Regions from separate parts of the Homo sapiens genome. Here region 2 is linked to region 1. Evidence: chromatin loops called from intact Hi-C (ENCODE). Cell type or tissue: Calu3. All regions are shown on one strand.

The links. A loop is a pair of places that touch in the nucleus more often than their neighbours do. Peaks named below come from ENCODE experiments on the same cell type or tissue, not always from the same donor. Only the 100,000 strongest peaks of a DNase experiment are listed, where the experiment ranks them.
Region 2: it touches region 1 in a loop (7-fold over the local background); 10 of 110 quality-filtered maps call a loop at or near these places.

Annotation. Positions count from the first base shown.
Region 1 is chr6:130,290,337-130,298,336 of GRCh38, forward strand. It overlaps a transcript of SAMD3 not described here. Among named protein-coding and RNA genes, the nearest start is that of SAMD3, 71 kb to the left of the region's middle. In Calu3, no CTCF peak of the experiment used is centred here; a DNase peak (open chromatin) is centred at 3,645.
Region 2 is chr6:130,755,513-130,763,512 of GRCh38, forward strand. All of the region lies in intron 1 of LOC105378003 (a long non-coding RNA gene), which reads right to left. Among named protein-coding and RNA genes, the nearest start is that of SMLR1, 68 kb to the right of the region's middle. In Calu3, a CTCF peak has its summit at 4,716 (motif pointing left); a DNase peak (open chromatin) is centred at 4,699.

The DNA of each region.
Region 1 (8,000 bases):
TGTTACACTCTTGAGTTAGAATTGCTTCTTCTTCAGGAAACCTCAGTCTTTGCTCTTAATGGCTTTGATTAATTAGATGAGGCTCACCCATGATATGAGAGTAATCTGCTTTACTCGAGGTTTACCTTTTAAATGTTAATCGTATATAAAAACACCTTCACAGAAACATGCAGTCTAGTATATACTAAACAACTGGGGTACAATTGCCTAGCCTAGTTGACACGTAAAATTAAGCAGCACAATACAGCATTAAGATGAATATCTGGGCTCTTGATTTAGGTTGCCTGAATTTAATTCTAACTCTACCTTTGGGAGCTAAGAGTCCTTCAGCAAATATTGCATTCTTTCTGTGATTCAGTGTTCTCATCTGTTAAACCACCTTACAGAGCTGTTGTGAGATTCAATATAGAACACACATGTAGTGTGTTCAGAATAAGATAGTATGGAGTAAATGTGCAGTAAATTTGGCTACTATTAAACAAAAGCCATTATTATTACTGTTATTAAATCTGAAAATATAACAATATACAAATTTTAAATAAAAAAGAAATTTTTCTGTTTGCTAGTCCTGCTGTTTTCCCTTTCCTCTGGGTCTGAGTATAAGGACAGCAGTCAGTCATCCTGGATTTACCGAAACAGTCACACTTTCAATATTCTGCCTTATTATTCCCATTCACATACTCTGTCAGACCTTTCATTCTGATGTGTGGTTCACAAAATATGCATGCCATACATGGTGATGACAACTGACTTTATTTATTTATTTATTTTTGAGAAGGAGTCTCACTCTGTCGCCCAGGCTGGAGTGCAGTGGTGCAATCTTGGCTCACTGGAACCTCTGCTTCCTGAGTTCAAGTGATTCTCCTGCCTCAGCCTCCCAAGTAGCAGGGATTACAGGCACCTGCCACCACACCTGGCTTTTTATTTATATTTTGTTTTTGTATTTTTAGTAGAGATGGAGTTTAGCCATGTTGGCCAGGCTGGTCTCAAACTCCTGACCTCAGGTGATCCACTCGTCTTAGCCTTCCAAAGTGCTGGGATTACAGGTGTGAGCCACCATGCCCAGCCGATAATTGACCTTTTGAAGATGGTAGCTGAGCCTTACAACTCAGGCTCATGGTTGACTCTGTAGTTTGATAGAGAATAACAAGTTAGCCATCTGTCAGCTAAAAAGCTTTGCTGCTTTGTGGGTGGTATCTTGGTGCTGGATTATTAATATCATGTGAAGTTATTCATTAATTCTTTGCCATCATCTCAGAGGGTCATAGCATATTTATTTCTCTGCATCTGAACATACCAGCATGATCTAAAGCAATTTGTTGATATGTAATGTTATTTGCTAATAATCATGTGATTTTTATCATTTCAAACTAATTTCTCAGAATTACCTGATTAACTGTGGGTTTTCCTTTAGTGACATAAGTGTATATTTAATAATTTCCCAATTTCAGAATTACTTGATTAATTATGGGTTCTCCTTCAGCGACATAAGTGTACATTTAGTAATTTCCCAATTTCGTTAGAGTCACAGTATGTGGGCAAATCTGTGGGTTCTTAATGTGCCTTTATATATTATGTCTAAGTGTTCAGATAAAAATAATTTAGCTTAGAAAAAGAAAATAAAAATTAAAAAGGAATTAAAAATTTAACAGGTCAGTTATGTGACCTTTATTATTAAGCTAATCTAATACTTAATCTGTTTTCAAAACTGTGAATTTACTAAATTATGAATAAGAAGTCCATTTTTGCTGCACTTACAGAGATGAGATGAAGAGCTGGCCACCAAGGAAGGCTCTCACAGGTTGGCAGTAAGTAGGCAGAGCCACTGACCCAGAATGCGGATCCTAGATTTTCACATTTTGAACTTCAGTTTCATCAGGAACTTAGAACTTAGGTGATTCAATTCTCAGGAATAACTTTTTTTTTCTTTCTTTCTTTTTTTTTTTTTTTTGAGACGGAGTCTCGCTCTTGTCACCCAGGCTGGAGTGCTGGAGTGCTGGAGTTCAGTGGCGCAATCTCAGCTCACTGCAACCTCCACCTCCCGGGCTCAAGCAGTTCTCCTGCGTCAGCCTCCCAAGTAGCTGGGATTCCAGACATGCGCCACCATGCCCGGCTAATTTTTGTATTTTTAGTAGACACAGGGTTTCACCCTGTTGGCCGGGCTGGTCTCGAACTCCTGATCTCAGGTGATCCACTTGCCTTGGCCTCTCAAAGTGCTGGGATTCCAGGCGTGTGTCACCATGCCCGGCCCGGAACAACTCTTTTTTGTTTGTTTGTTTGTTTTGTTTTGTTTTGTTTTTGAGAGAGAGTCTCGCTCTGTCGCCCAGGCTGGAGTGCAGTGGCTTGATCTTGGCTCACTGCAAGCTCCACCTCCCAGGTTCACACCATTCTCCTGCCTCAGCCTCCCAAGTAGCTGGGACTACAGGCGCCCGTCACCACGCCCGGCTAATTTTTTGTATTTTTAGTAGAGACGGGGTTTCACTGTGTTAGCCAGGATGGTCTCGATCTCCTGACCTCGTGATCTGCCCGCCTCGGCCTCCCAAAGTGCTGGGATTACATGCGTGAACCACCATGCCCGGCCAGGAACAACTGTTAAGTGTCAAACTCAGAAATGATTGTTGTGTATGTGATTCACAATGTCAATTTATTCAGTTACAATGAAAGCTGTTTCTATCTGTTTCTAATTAATGGAAGATTAATCTAAGTTACTGCTTTCTCCTTGCATCAAAGTCCCTAATCCTCAATTAGTATTTAAAATTATGTTTCAAGAGTTCACAATTTGGTTAACGGGAACTTGACAGTTGCATCTATACTAGAGAAGCATTTTGGTTTTATATTACGGACCAACTCCATTTGCTTGGGGTGCTGGGTTGGAAAGTAGTTCAAAATGACATTTGAGGCCAGTGAAAAGGAATGCTATGATTGAATGACAGTGTCTTACACCTGTCCAAGACTGCTAGTGTGAGCTGAGCTTGCTGTGTATTTGACATCTTTGACTGAGGCTATTGATGAAAAGCTCACAAGTATCCTTGACCCACAATGTATCACAACATTCTGGTCCCCTCACTCTAGTAATTAAAAAACAGGTGTTTTCTGGCTGCATTGCCTCTTTCCTTTAGACAAAGATCGAAATAATGTTATTATCTAAAATATTACTCTCTTACACAGATTACCACCTTTTTGTGACCATGTTTTTTTGTGATAGGTGACAATATCCTTAAGTAGGAAGTTGCTTTCTTTAGTTATATTATAGTCCTAAGAATAGCCCCAGTGATGCTTCCACAGTTTCCATAAACATTTTTAAAAACCAGTCCTGAAAGATGTAGGATAATATTTGATGTTGACATATGATTAATTCAATGAGGACTGACTCTATTTTATAATTGCCAGAAGTGAGTGGATTGTGTCACCAGATTTAGGGGCACTCCACACCACTTTATGCTGAAAACTTGTTTTTAGTGCTCCATACTACCAAAGACTTCATAGTTTGTCTCGTGAGTCTCTAAACTTTTCTTGATAGGGATTGGCTTTTGATGTTGCGGAAGTCTTATGCTATACGGGTAAGGAAAGACACTCACAACATGGGCCTTATGCACACAGCATCTTAGCAGTGGGAGCAGAGCCTGCTCAGGCTTCAAGACTGACCAGAAGAGGGCAGACAACCTCTTGGATTACCTTGATTTAAGTGATTGCCTCTCCTCTGTAAAGGACAGAGATTTCACCCCCAAGACATTCCTTTGGTGTGACAGTAGGGACTGAGAGATACAGATTTGAAGAGCTAGTAAGCAAGAATACATTATGATTTTTTAAATCATAGTTTCATATTTTTAAAAGGAGACTGCTTACTTAACAGGATAACTATTTTTCTTCTTTAATTTCAATTTGGATGAGCTCAAGGATGCTATGCCATACTTATTATACTAGACTTCAAAAGGCTTTGTTTAAAGCAAAGCAAGCCTAAAATCTACACAACTCTGAAAATCACTTCAGAGAATCTTGAATAAACTTTTCTTCAGGGTATTTCAGACTAATCTAAGAAAATATTTGCTTGAACACTGTGTGTATTTTTTAAAAGGAATTCTGTTCAGCCCCTCGTTATTAATGTTTATTTTATTTGTGAAGTTCTTTAGACTCTTCAGAAGGAGGGTTAATGATTAAGAACCAAGGTAAAACATTGTTTCTTTTTTATTCTTATATTTCATTCAACTGAAAAAGATCTTAATCATTAGCATGACATATTTATTAATGTTTCTAATTTCAAGGATTAATTTTTATTTTTGCAAGGATTAATTTTTTTTTTTTTTGCAATATGGCTGTTAGAATGACCTCAAAATTATATAACTCCCTGCTTTTTGGTTGTGTAAAAATTTGTACATGATTGAGTATTCTGAATGTCTCGAATGCCTCCAAGTCCTTCATCTCCAGGGTCAGTTTGCCCTTCAGTATCCAACAATTATAGTCCAATCTTGCATACCTTGATTATTTGCAGGCAATTTATTTATTGTTATTGTATTTCTTTCCTATAATATTTTTGAATTCCAGGAATGTCTAATTTTTCCATACATTTCTCTGATTTTTTTTTTTTTTTTTTTTTTTTTTTTTTTTTTACGGAGTTTTGCTCTTGTTGCCCGGGCTGGAGTGCAACGGCACGATCTCACCTTTCCGCAACCTCTGCCTTCAGGGTTCAAGCAATTCTCCCGCCTCAGCCTCCCAAGTAGCTGGGATTACAGGCATGCACCACCACATCCAGCTAATTTTGTATTTTTAGTAGAGATGAGGTTTCTCTGTGTTGGTCAGGCTGGTCTCGAACTCCCGACCTCAGGTGAACCATCCACCTCGGCCTCCCAAAGTGCTGGGATTATAGGCGTGAGCCACCACGTCCAGCCTCTCTGATTATTTTTTTATCAGTCTGTATCAGTTACAAAGTTTTCAGCTTCAACTGGCATAAACCTGACTCAAGTTGGGCTTCACTATTGAAGGTATTGACTCACATCAAGGCACTGCAGAGGTAGGGCATGCCTCAGAGGTGGTGGTTTGATGAGATGGACTTGGGTTCTTTTTGTCTATCTGCAACTACATCCACTAGATAAATTGCATCCTAAATTTCTCTTGCGGTCATAGGATTGTAGTCAGTAGCATTTGGGAATACAGGCTTCCATTTTCAAGTCTAAGAAGAAAGAACTTGACTGTTTGTAACTTACTCTTAAGAGTTAAGATATTTCTTTCCTAGGAGACCACAGCAAAACTCTCCTCATCTCTCATTGGTTTAAATGAGCTTAGGCCTTTCCACTGACAACTTCCAGCAAGGGGAATGGGATTATCATAATTGGCCCATATTAATCAGTGATCCTTGTCCCCCCTCTCCCAGACCCAGGTGGGGTAGAAAATGGATATTGGGTAGTCAGTCATTCCATATCATGCTGCTATGGACTGATGTTCTGGGCTTTTCTATTTGTTGCCCCTTACTGCATTATACCTGCTTTCTAGGCTGCTGCCACTTCCCTGCCCTTCTTGACCCTAGGCATAGACATAATAGTAAAAATGGCAAGTTTAGTTTTCCCAAACATAGACACATCAGTAAAGACACTTGGAGACTGCAATATGGGAAACAAAAACATAATACTGAGTACTGAGGTCTTGCCTTGTCTCTTTCTCCTGCCTTGCCTTCTCCTGCTTCCTGTCACCCGCTTCTTCCCTTCCTCTTCATTTCCTGAGGCCTCCTCAATTCTTGATGCAAATCAGTATCCAGGTGGCCCACGGGGTCCCATGGGGGACCATGTTGGTGGATGAAAAGAGAATGCCAAGAAGGTAAATGGGAGAATTTGGTGATAAGAGCAGATGGCTGACCAGAGACACTGGATGTCAGTTCTCCTCAGAAAGATCAAAGTTACTGGTGAATGGACAAGTTCTGAATGGAAAGCTGAGAGAAGAGAACCAGGATCTGTTGGAGTGCCTATGGGAAGGAGCTGGGGTACAAAAAAGGAAAGCAGCAAGAGTCTGGTAAAGGTCAACCCAGGAAACTCAGAGTCCATGGAAAGGGTAGGTGGGAGTGCCCTTGGTGGGAGGAGCCCTACAAAAGCCCCCTCATGACAAAGGAAATAAGGGCACAGCACCAGTTACTGAAGTGGGCGGCACTGGCTCCCAGGAACAGATGTGAAGGAATATCATCTCCTGCCTTCCCCGATAACTTGTTGGGGATGCAACTTCCCACCGGGGGCCAGAGCACATGCACTTGGAGAAAGTGTTTTTCATACTTTTTGTGGTGGCTTCACCCTCGCTGAAAGTGAGTCCATGCCGTTTGAGCTTGTACAAAGCCCAACTCCCCATCCCTAGTCCCTATACAGAGCAGTAGCATCTAGCAATGGAGGAGAGATTGGCCATAGAGTTGCCTGCTCTGGACCAAGGGAAGAGGGTCTGCCCTGAGCCCATATTGGGGTAGCTCTCAGAGGGGTGTGTCCAGGGCCTGCAGCCACACTGTGGTGGGGAACCAAAGGTCAGTCTTTATGAAATAAGGGTCATGAGCCCTATGACAGGGGTGTGATAGGGAAGTGGATCACATTCCTGCCAACTCAGGATGAGGAGTTGGTACACACCCCAGCCCCTTCCCCTGACACTTCAGTGCACCCCAACACAATCTCTTCCTACCACCCATCCTTCAGGGCAGGTGCTTCCACTCATCATCAGTCCACCTGACGACAAGCCAGCTTTTACACTTAAGCACCATCTATTGGATTGCAGCCTGAACTGCATCACCAAATAAAAAGCAAGCCTGCTGCCAGACAGGCTAAGTGCTGGTACATGGGACAAGCTTTCTGAGATATCAGAACTCTCAGTCAGTCCTGAAGGAGATAGTTTGTTGGCTCATACATCCAATGCATCACTACAACAAGCAACATCTAAGAAAGCCACTGCACAGAAGCTATCCACAACCAATGAACCCATATAGAGTCTTGGCCCACTGAAAACACCCAGGAATGAAGCCAAATGACCATATGCAGTGTACACCTTAGTCAGGCCCTCAAGAGAAAAAAGAATTTAAAAATAAAAATGTCCCATCCAAACAATAGAAAATTCAAAAATAAGAAGCACCAGTTCCCTCAGATGAGAAGGAATCAGCACAAGAACTCTGAAAGTACTAAAAGCCAGAGTTCTTGACCCCTCCGAAGGATTGCATTCTCTTTCTAGCAATGGATCCTAATCAAATTGAAAAGTTTGAAATGACAGAAAAAGAATTCAAAATATAAATTGCAAGGAAACTCAATGAGATCCAAGAGAAAGTTGAAATCCAATAAGAAGAAGCCAGAAAAATGATTCAAGATATAAAAGACAAGACAGCTATATTAAGAAAAAACCAAATAGAACTTCTGGAATAGAAACATTCCCTAAAGGATTTAAAAATACAGTTGGAATCTTTAACAATAGGCTAGGCAAAGCAGAAGAAAGCATTTCAGAGCTTGAACGCTGGTCTTTTGAATTCACCCAGTCAGACAAAAATCAAGAAAACAGAATTTTAAAAAATGATCAAAGCCTTAGAGAAATATAGGATTATGTAAAGTGACCAAATTTACTGACATTGGCATTCCTGAGAAAAAAGAAAAAGCAAGCAACTTGGAAAACATACTTGAGGAAAAAAATTCAGGAAAATTTCCCTAATCTTGCTAGAGAAGTCAACATCCAGATATAAGAAATTCAGAGAACACCTGCAAGACACTTCACCATATGACCATTCCTGAGGTACAGTCATCAGACTATCCAAGGTCAATGTGAAGGGGAAAAATCTTAAAGGCAACTAGAGAAAAGGGTCAAAATTACCTATAAAGGAAATCCCATCAGACTAACAGTAGACTTCTCAGCAGAAACATTACAAACCAAAAGAGATTGGGGGCCTAGTTTTAGCCTTCTTAAAGAAAAGAAAATGCTGCCAAGAATTTCATATCCTGCCAAACAAGCTTCATAAACGAAGGAGAAGTAAAGTCATTCCCAGAGAAGCAAATGCTACG
Region 2 (8,000 bases), 470 kb after region 1:
AGCTTCCTCTGCCACCCACGGCTGTGGGGATCTTCTGGGAGGCAACCCAGGTCCCTCTTACAGATAAACTGCATAACCATACCTCTCCAGCATCTCATGGGAGACCCAACTAGGTGATGGGTTAGAAAGTTTGGTGCCGGTTCCCAGGTCTCTCATGCCCTCTAGAAGCTTCCTTTCTTTTTTTTCCCCTCCTGTATTCACCTGCCAAATATGTTGGTTGTTTCCACAAATAACCCACCCTTCTTAGTGTCTACGAAAATACTCAGTGTTTTTCTAAGTGATTAGGCTTTTGTAAAGCAAAAGCCAGGAACACTTGTAAGCCAGTACTGTTTTCCCCTCAGCCACATAAATCCCTAGAGGCAACAGTCTTATTATCTACTTCCTAAAAAAGAAAACGAAAAGAGAAATGGAAAAATATAAGAGAACCACAAAAACAAATTAATGTCTTAAACGATTATGTAGCCACAGTAGATTTGGTAAAAAGCATCAGAAGAGAAATAATAATTAACATTCCACATAGTTCTGCCGTTGTGGTTTTTAAAAATAGGTCTACAATTCTTTGATATTCTTACTTTCTAGAGGTGGAACTTAATTTCCCTCCCCTCAAGTATACGGTGGCCTTAATGACCAGCATGTAATGAATAGAAAATTGCAGAAATGATGAAATGTCACTGAAGTGAGGTTATGAAAAGACGGAGGCTTCTGTCTTGGGTGGTCTTGGCTAGCTCTCTCTCACACTGTCTCTCTTTCTCTCTTTCTCTCTCTCTCTCTCATACTCTCTCTTCCTTGGATTATTTGCTCTGGGGGAAGCCAGCTGCCATGTTTCAAGCTGGCCTGTGGAGAAGCCCACTGGAGAGGAACAGAGGGAGGCCTCTGGCCAACAGCTTCTGAGGAACTGAGGTCTGTCAACAACTACATGAGTGAGTTTGGAAGTGGATTCTTCAGCCCCAGTTGAGATATGAGATGATCGCAGCCCTATTTGACAAAAATCTCACAAGAGACCACCCAGCTACATACATACATAAAACGAGTTGGAACCAAAGGTGGCAATCTAAGACAGACACAATTTTAATGGATGAAATTAAATTACCAGTAGAAAATAAGTTATTTCCATGTCAGTTGGTCAGAAGAGGCCATTTTCATGGCAACATACTGAAAAATTATAATAATGAAGATAAGTTTAAATAGAAGAAAGGACAGAGTGAACAATTTTACCAGTCTATAAATGGGTTAAGTGAGATGCCTGCATTACCCTGCCCAAAATCAATAGAAACATATGCAAAATATGTGATGCCCCACCCATTAAAACTGTATCTGTCTGCTGTTAGCATTATAACCCTGCTTTGGAGTTCCAAAATTTGCTTTTCTTTCCACTCTGATATTTATAATCAAAGACTTAATTGCTGTAACTTCGAAGCAATTTAAACAATGCTTTGTTAGAAAAATTACCCTTAAAAGTGTGATTTACAGAGAGCATACTGGGTTAAGCATTCACAATATCTCTGTTGTCATAGCAACTTGCAGTGTGAGTTTAACCCAAAGTGGTAAGGTAACTAGAAAAATGTTGGTGATATTGGAATACAGAAAGACACATATACTACAACTGACATGCTGTAGCCTTGACATGGAAATTCTAATGAGCATTTTAAAAAGCAAAAGTCATTTTGTTTTATCTTGAAAATGCAACACCTTAACTAAACCAAATACAGATCTAAAACTAAACCAGAAATTACTGAAAATTTAGATACAGTTATTTGTATCATCCAAATAAGAAAAGTTTGGTTTCATGCTTCTAGAAGTTAAGCATGAAAAATAATTTCCAAAGGTTATGTTTGATCCCTACTTGATGATTTCTCTTTCTGTATCAGGAATGTACTTAAAGAAACAAATCTGGAGCTATAGTTCTATAAAAGATTATAAGGGAAAAAAGAAATGACATAAATACTTTGATAAAATAAAATAATGTTCTGCATCCCTGTTCTCTAAAATTTCAGAACTTACGCCATATGCCTACGTGGTTAAATACACAAAATAACGAAAGGACTCAGAACCTTAACAGAGTCCATCGAAAAGATTTTATGTGCATTTCTAGTTCAGGTTTTATTACTAAAGGTGCCATTTAGAAGCTCCTTCTAAAGATATGCCCTGCAGACACCTTAAAATAACACTCAACAACAAAAATATTATCTTGGTGATAATTTTACTGTCCTTTTCATAGGGGGTATATGGTAATAACAGGGTAAGCCTGGACAAAGCAATTAAGAATAAGAAGTGTTAATGCTCAGTATTGTTTATGTATGTCACTGTAATTGAAGGGGATCAGAATATGCTACTCCAAAATATGTGCTTTGGCATAAAGATTATTTTGAGCTGAAAACGTGTGAGATTCAACAGATGTAGAAGGAAGCTTTCTCAGAGCCTCCCTGATCTGACTAAAAGCAGAAACTCCTCAATAATAAGGACTGCCATAGAGCCCTTCTCCCAGGGAAGGTTTATGGCCATGAAGAAGATGGAAAGATGACACTGAGATGGATCTGCACAAACAAACCTTGCTTAGATAGCTTTTATCTTCTGTAAGTTTCCTCCATGTCATTACCATTCCTCAGTTTTCAGCCCCTAGAAGTCTAAAAACCCCTTTCCTTTGCCTTGACATGCCTCCACAATGTATGACTCTTTGTTAAATAGGTATATAAGCTCTCAGGCCTATCTGTTTCTTGAGATTTTCATGTGTTTTCTAGGAAGGTCCCTGTGTCGCAAAAAAAATCCAATAGAACTTATATGCCTTTTATCCTGTTAATCTGTCTTTTGTCAATCTAATTTGCAGGGCTCCAGTCAATGAACCTGAGAGTAGAGGAAAAATATGTTCCTCCCTTACATCATTGAAAAATCCATGCCAAAATTTTCCCCTTTCTGGAGCATTTGATAGTGAGGACTGGTATCAAGATAAGTCAGTTTTGAGTTCAGAATCTGGGGGTTACAGTACAGAAGCGGAGGTTTTCTGGGTGAAACAGAGAAATAGAGAACAATAGACGAAGGAAGAGAGATTGGGAAAAGCAGAGACCCAATTTGTTTCCCTACCCATTCTCCACTGGACTGTGCTTTGGGCCTAGCTCTAGGGGACTGTGGGAGAGTCAGCTTCTGAAAGATTAGAAAAATATCTGTCTTGTTTGTTTTTCAGGCCTTTCAATTCCTGAAATAACAAGAAGAGATGTGTAGCTGTGAAGGGAGGTTCAACCTCTCCTGGTCTTGAATCCCTTACTCAACTTCCCCAGGCCCTGGGTATATGGTTTCTCCTTAGGGCAGACCTATAAGGAAGTCAAAATGGGTATTTCCTGCATTGTCTCTCCCCACACCTTCTTCTCGGGAAGATCTTTAGAACACACCAATGCGTACTCCCATTTATTTAGAATTCAAATACAATGTCCTTCCAGTTCAATCATGTGTAAAATGGAGGTTTCCTGACTGCTTTCATTGGTGAGCATCAACAACACCAACAGGAAGAACAGCAGAGGCCACATCAGCCACAAGCCACCCTGTCATCTAATGAATGCCAATTAAGCGCCAAACACTACCCTAGGCATTTTATAAACATTAATCTGACAAATTTCTCACAATGATCCTATGGAATAGGCATTAGTACTCTCATTTGTTGGATGAGAGATCCAAGTCTGACAAAGAAAACAAGCAGCAACACAGCTGTTCTGTTTTCTGAATTTATCTTTTAACTTGATTCTCTTATCATCTATATGGAATTGAAAGCTTCTTGAGAACTTATTCTATTTTGAACTGCTTCATAGTACCTAGCACAGTAATTTATTTGGGGGTTTTCTTTACTTAATTATTTTAATTGACAATAAAACACTGTATATGTTTATGGTGTGCAACATGATGTTTTAATACATGTATACATTGAGGAATGGCTAAATCAAGTTATTTAATATATGCAATACTTCATATACTTATATTTTTTGTGGTACAGACACTTAAAAACTACTGTCTTAGCAATTTTCAAATATACAATATATTGTTATTAACTGTAGTCACCATGATATACAATAAATCTCTTGAGAAATTTCTCATTCCAAAATGGAAGCATAGAAGCTAGCTGGCACCACTCTCCCAACAGAAAACCAAAAACAAATATACAGCCCCAAGATTATCACCAGCAATAATATCCAAAACTAAAATATGAGAATGAGACAGTTCCTGAGGCCACAAAGAAATGAAGAAACTCAGAATCTCTTAGTAGACAGTAAGAGAATCAGACTTCCATGTCTGTGACATCCTTCCCCCAATCTGCCTAGCACCAAGTGCACAGAAAATTTTTCCCTGACTCATGGTTTCTCAAAAAGTGAGGTGAAGATGGACAACTGGCTTCCCCATCATCTTGGGTTTCCTGGCAGAAGATCTGTCCTTGCCTCAGCCCCAGGAATCAACAGGAGTGCCTGAAGGGAGAAATAGCCCTGAGGACAGCCAAAAACAAAGAGGGGAGGCAGGACTACCATCCTAGGCCTGGAAACTGCTCTGTAATTCAGCCAAAGGAGATGCCAAATCAGAGTGGCTATTCAGCAGCACCATGCTATAGGATTGTCCTGCAGGTTTCCTGGGCATGACACCCTAGCCAGTCTTCCCACTCTATCAGGATATTCCCTTTGGGACATTTACTAGAACCTAGACAACCTGTGCTTAAAGCACCATCTAGTGCTCAAAGGGAGGCAGTGACCTGGTCGGGGTTGGGAGGAAAGAGAAAATCAACTGGTAAATTATAAAGAAAGAGCACTCCCTTATTTACTGCAGCACTATTCACAACATACAAAATATTGAAATTAACCTGTGTCTATCAGTGGATGAATAAAGAAAATTTGGCTGCATATACACAATGGAATATTATTTAGTCGTAAAAAAGAATGAAGTCCTGTCATTTGCAGCAACATGGATAGACTTAGAGGTCATTATTTTAAGTGAAATAAGCCAAGCACAGAAAGACAAATATTGCATGTTCTCACTCATATTTGGGAGCTAAAACAGTGGGTCTCATGAAGGTAAAGAGTAGACTGGTGCTTACCAGAACCTGAGAAGGATAAGGGGAAGATGAAGAGAAGTTATTAATGGATACAGATATACAGCTTGATAGAAGAAATAAGACCTAATGTTTGACAGATAAGTAGGGTAGCTCTAGTTTATAATAATCCATTATATATTTCAACATAGCTAGAAGAGAATAATTTGAATGTTTCTAGAATAAAGAAAGACAAATATTTAAGATGATGTGTATCCCAATTACACTGATTTGATCTGTACAAATTATATGAATGTATTAAATTGTAACATGTACCCCCAAGACATGAGCATGTATTATGCAAAAATTTAAAAAATTGGCCATCACGAAAAAAGAGTTAGTGAATTTGAAGACAAGTGAACGAAAGTCATCTAAATTGAAGCACAGAAAAGGTAAATATTTTTTAAAATAAACAGAACCTGATTTACTTGTGGAATAATATCAAGCATTTAACATATATGTAACTGGAGCCCCAGAAAGAAAGGAGAGAAAAAAAAAAAGTCAAGCAAAAAATTACATTTGAAGAAACATGGGCCAAAATTTTTCTATATTTAAGCAAAAACAGATTTGGGAAGCTTAGTGAATTCCAAATAGGATAAAAACAAATAAAACCACAACTGGTAACATTATAAGAAAACTTAAAGAAAAAAAAATGAAGTGAAAACTCTTAAAAGCAGCCAGAGTTTCAAAAGATTCATCCCATAAAGGGATCAATCATAATAATTATGGTTTTCTTTTCTTTAGAAAGAGTAGAATCCAGATGACAATGGAACATCTATTCCTGGAAAAATTCTTTATGGTGGATTAGCTACTGGTTCAATTTAATGATATTTCCACTAAAACTATTTAAGAAACATCACATGCAAGTTACTTAAGAAGCAATATAACTTGGCCGGGTTCAGTGGCTCACACCAGTAATCCCAGTACTTTGGGAGGCTGAGGAGGGTGGATCACATGAGGTCAAGAATTTAAGACCAGTCTGGCCAACATGATGAAACCCCATCTCTACCAAAACATTCAAAACTTAGCCAGGCATGGTGGTGTGTAATTATAGTCTCAGCTACTTGGGAAGCTGAGGCACAAGAATCACTTGAACCCAGGAGGTGGAGGTTGCAGTGAGCTGAGATTCTGCCACTGCACTCCAGCGTAGGTGACAGAAGGAGACCTTGTCTCAAAAAAAAAAAAAAAAAAAAAAAAAGGAGCAATGCAACTTACTGGAAAACACCACACCATAAAATTATGATAAGATATAAATATTTTCAACAGAAAAATGAGACTCAAAGATGTTCTGCTAAGTCCGTTCTCATGCTGCTAAAAAAGACATACCCGATGCTGGGCTATTTACAAGAGAAAGAGGTTTAATGGACTTACAGTTCCACATGGCTGGGGAGACCTCACAATCATGGCAGAAGGCAAGGAGGAGCAAGTCACATCTTATATGAATAGCAGTAGGCAAAGAGAGAGAGACTGTGCAGGGAAACTCCCCCTTATAAAACCATCAGATCTCATGAGACCCATTCACTATCACGAGAACAGCACAGGAAAGACCTGTCCACATGATTCAATCACCTCCCACCGGGTTCCTCCCACAACACATGGGAATTCAAGATGAGATTTGGGTGAGGACACAGCCAAACCTTATCAGATGATTAATGGGTACAAAAAAATAGAAAGAATGAATAAGACCTACTATTTGATAGCACAATAGGGTGACAATCATAAATAACTTAACTGTATATTTTTAAATAGCTTAAAGAATGTAATTGGATTGTTTTAACGCGAAGGATAAATGCTTAACAGAATGGATACCCCATTCTCCGTGATGTGCTTATTTCACATTGCGTGCCTGTCTCAAAACATCTTATTTACCTCATAAATATATACACCTACTATATATCCACAAAATTTTGTTAAGAATTTAAAAATAAGAGAAATTAAATACACAACTATAATTCAAGACATAATGCAAAAACAAAAATCCAACAAAAAAATTGTTGTTTTTTGTTTGTTTTTGAGATGGAGTCTCACTCTGTCGCCCAGGCTGGAGTGCAGTGGAGCAGTCTCGGCTCACTGCAACCTCTGCCTCCCAGGTTCAAGCGATTCTTCTGCCTCAGCCTCCCAAGTGCTGGGATTGCAGGCATGTACCACCACGCCCAGCTAATTTTTTTGTGTTTTTAATAGAGACAGGGTTTCACCATGTTGGCCAGGCTGGTCTTGAACTGCTGACCTCAGGTGATCCACCTGTCTCAGCCTCCCAAAGTGCTGGGATTACAGGCATGAGCCACAGTGCCTGGCCAAAAATATCATCAAGTTTAAAGGAGCACGAGACCGTCTCTAGTTATAGAGATTAAGGAAATCTTCAGAGCATTTGAGATGGACCTTGAAGGATGAGTAGAATTTTCTTAGGGAAGAGCATGGAGCAGACAGTGTGCACAGAGGCAGAAAAGTAGAAAACCATGGAGTGGAAGAGGGCATAATCCAATTATTCAGTTCATCTCTATCACCAGTGACTACCAGAGGAGTTGTCAGAAATATCTTGGGTAGGCAAATTGAGGCATCCTGTGAGGGGATGTATAGGTCATCCCAAAGATTCAGAATGTTATTCTGTAGGTTATGGGAAGTCATTTTCCACCTGCCAGGGGTCTGGCAGAATCAAGCTACATTCTTGGGGAAGATGAATGTGGCAGATGGGCTAGCAGCAAGAGGGACCTCAATCCAGAGTCACATGTGAAAACACACTGCCTTCCTGGAGGATCACAGCATGACAGAGATTAAACATGGATGATACTGCAATAGAAGGCAGAGTTAATTCCTAGGAAGATCCTGCTAAGGAACTCCATAAGTGTCTAAAGTTATATACTGAACGCCCCCAGGGTTTGGGTTGATTTGCATATAAACACAAGTGGCATCTGGTAATCAAAGGGCTTGACCCTCAGTGAAA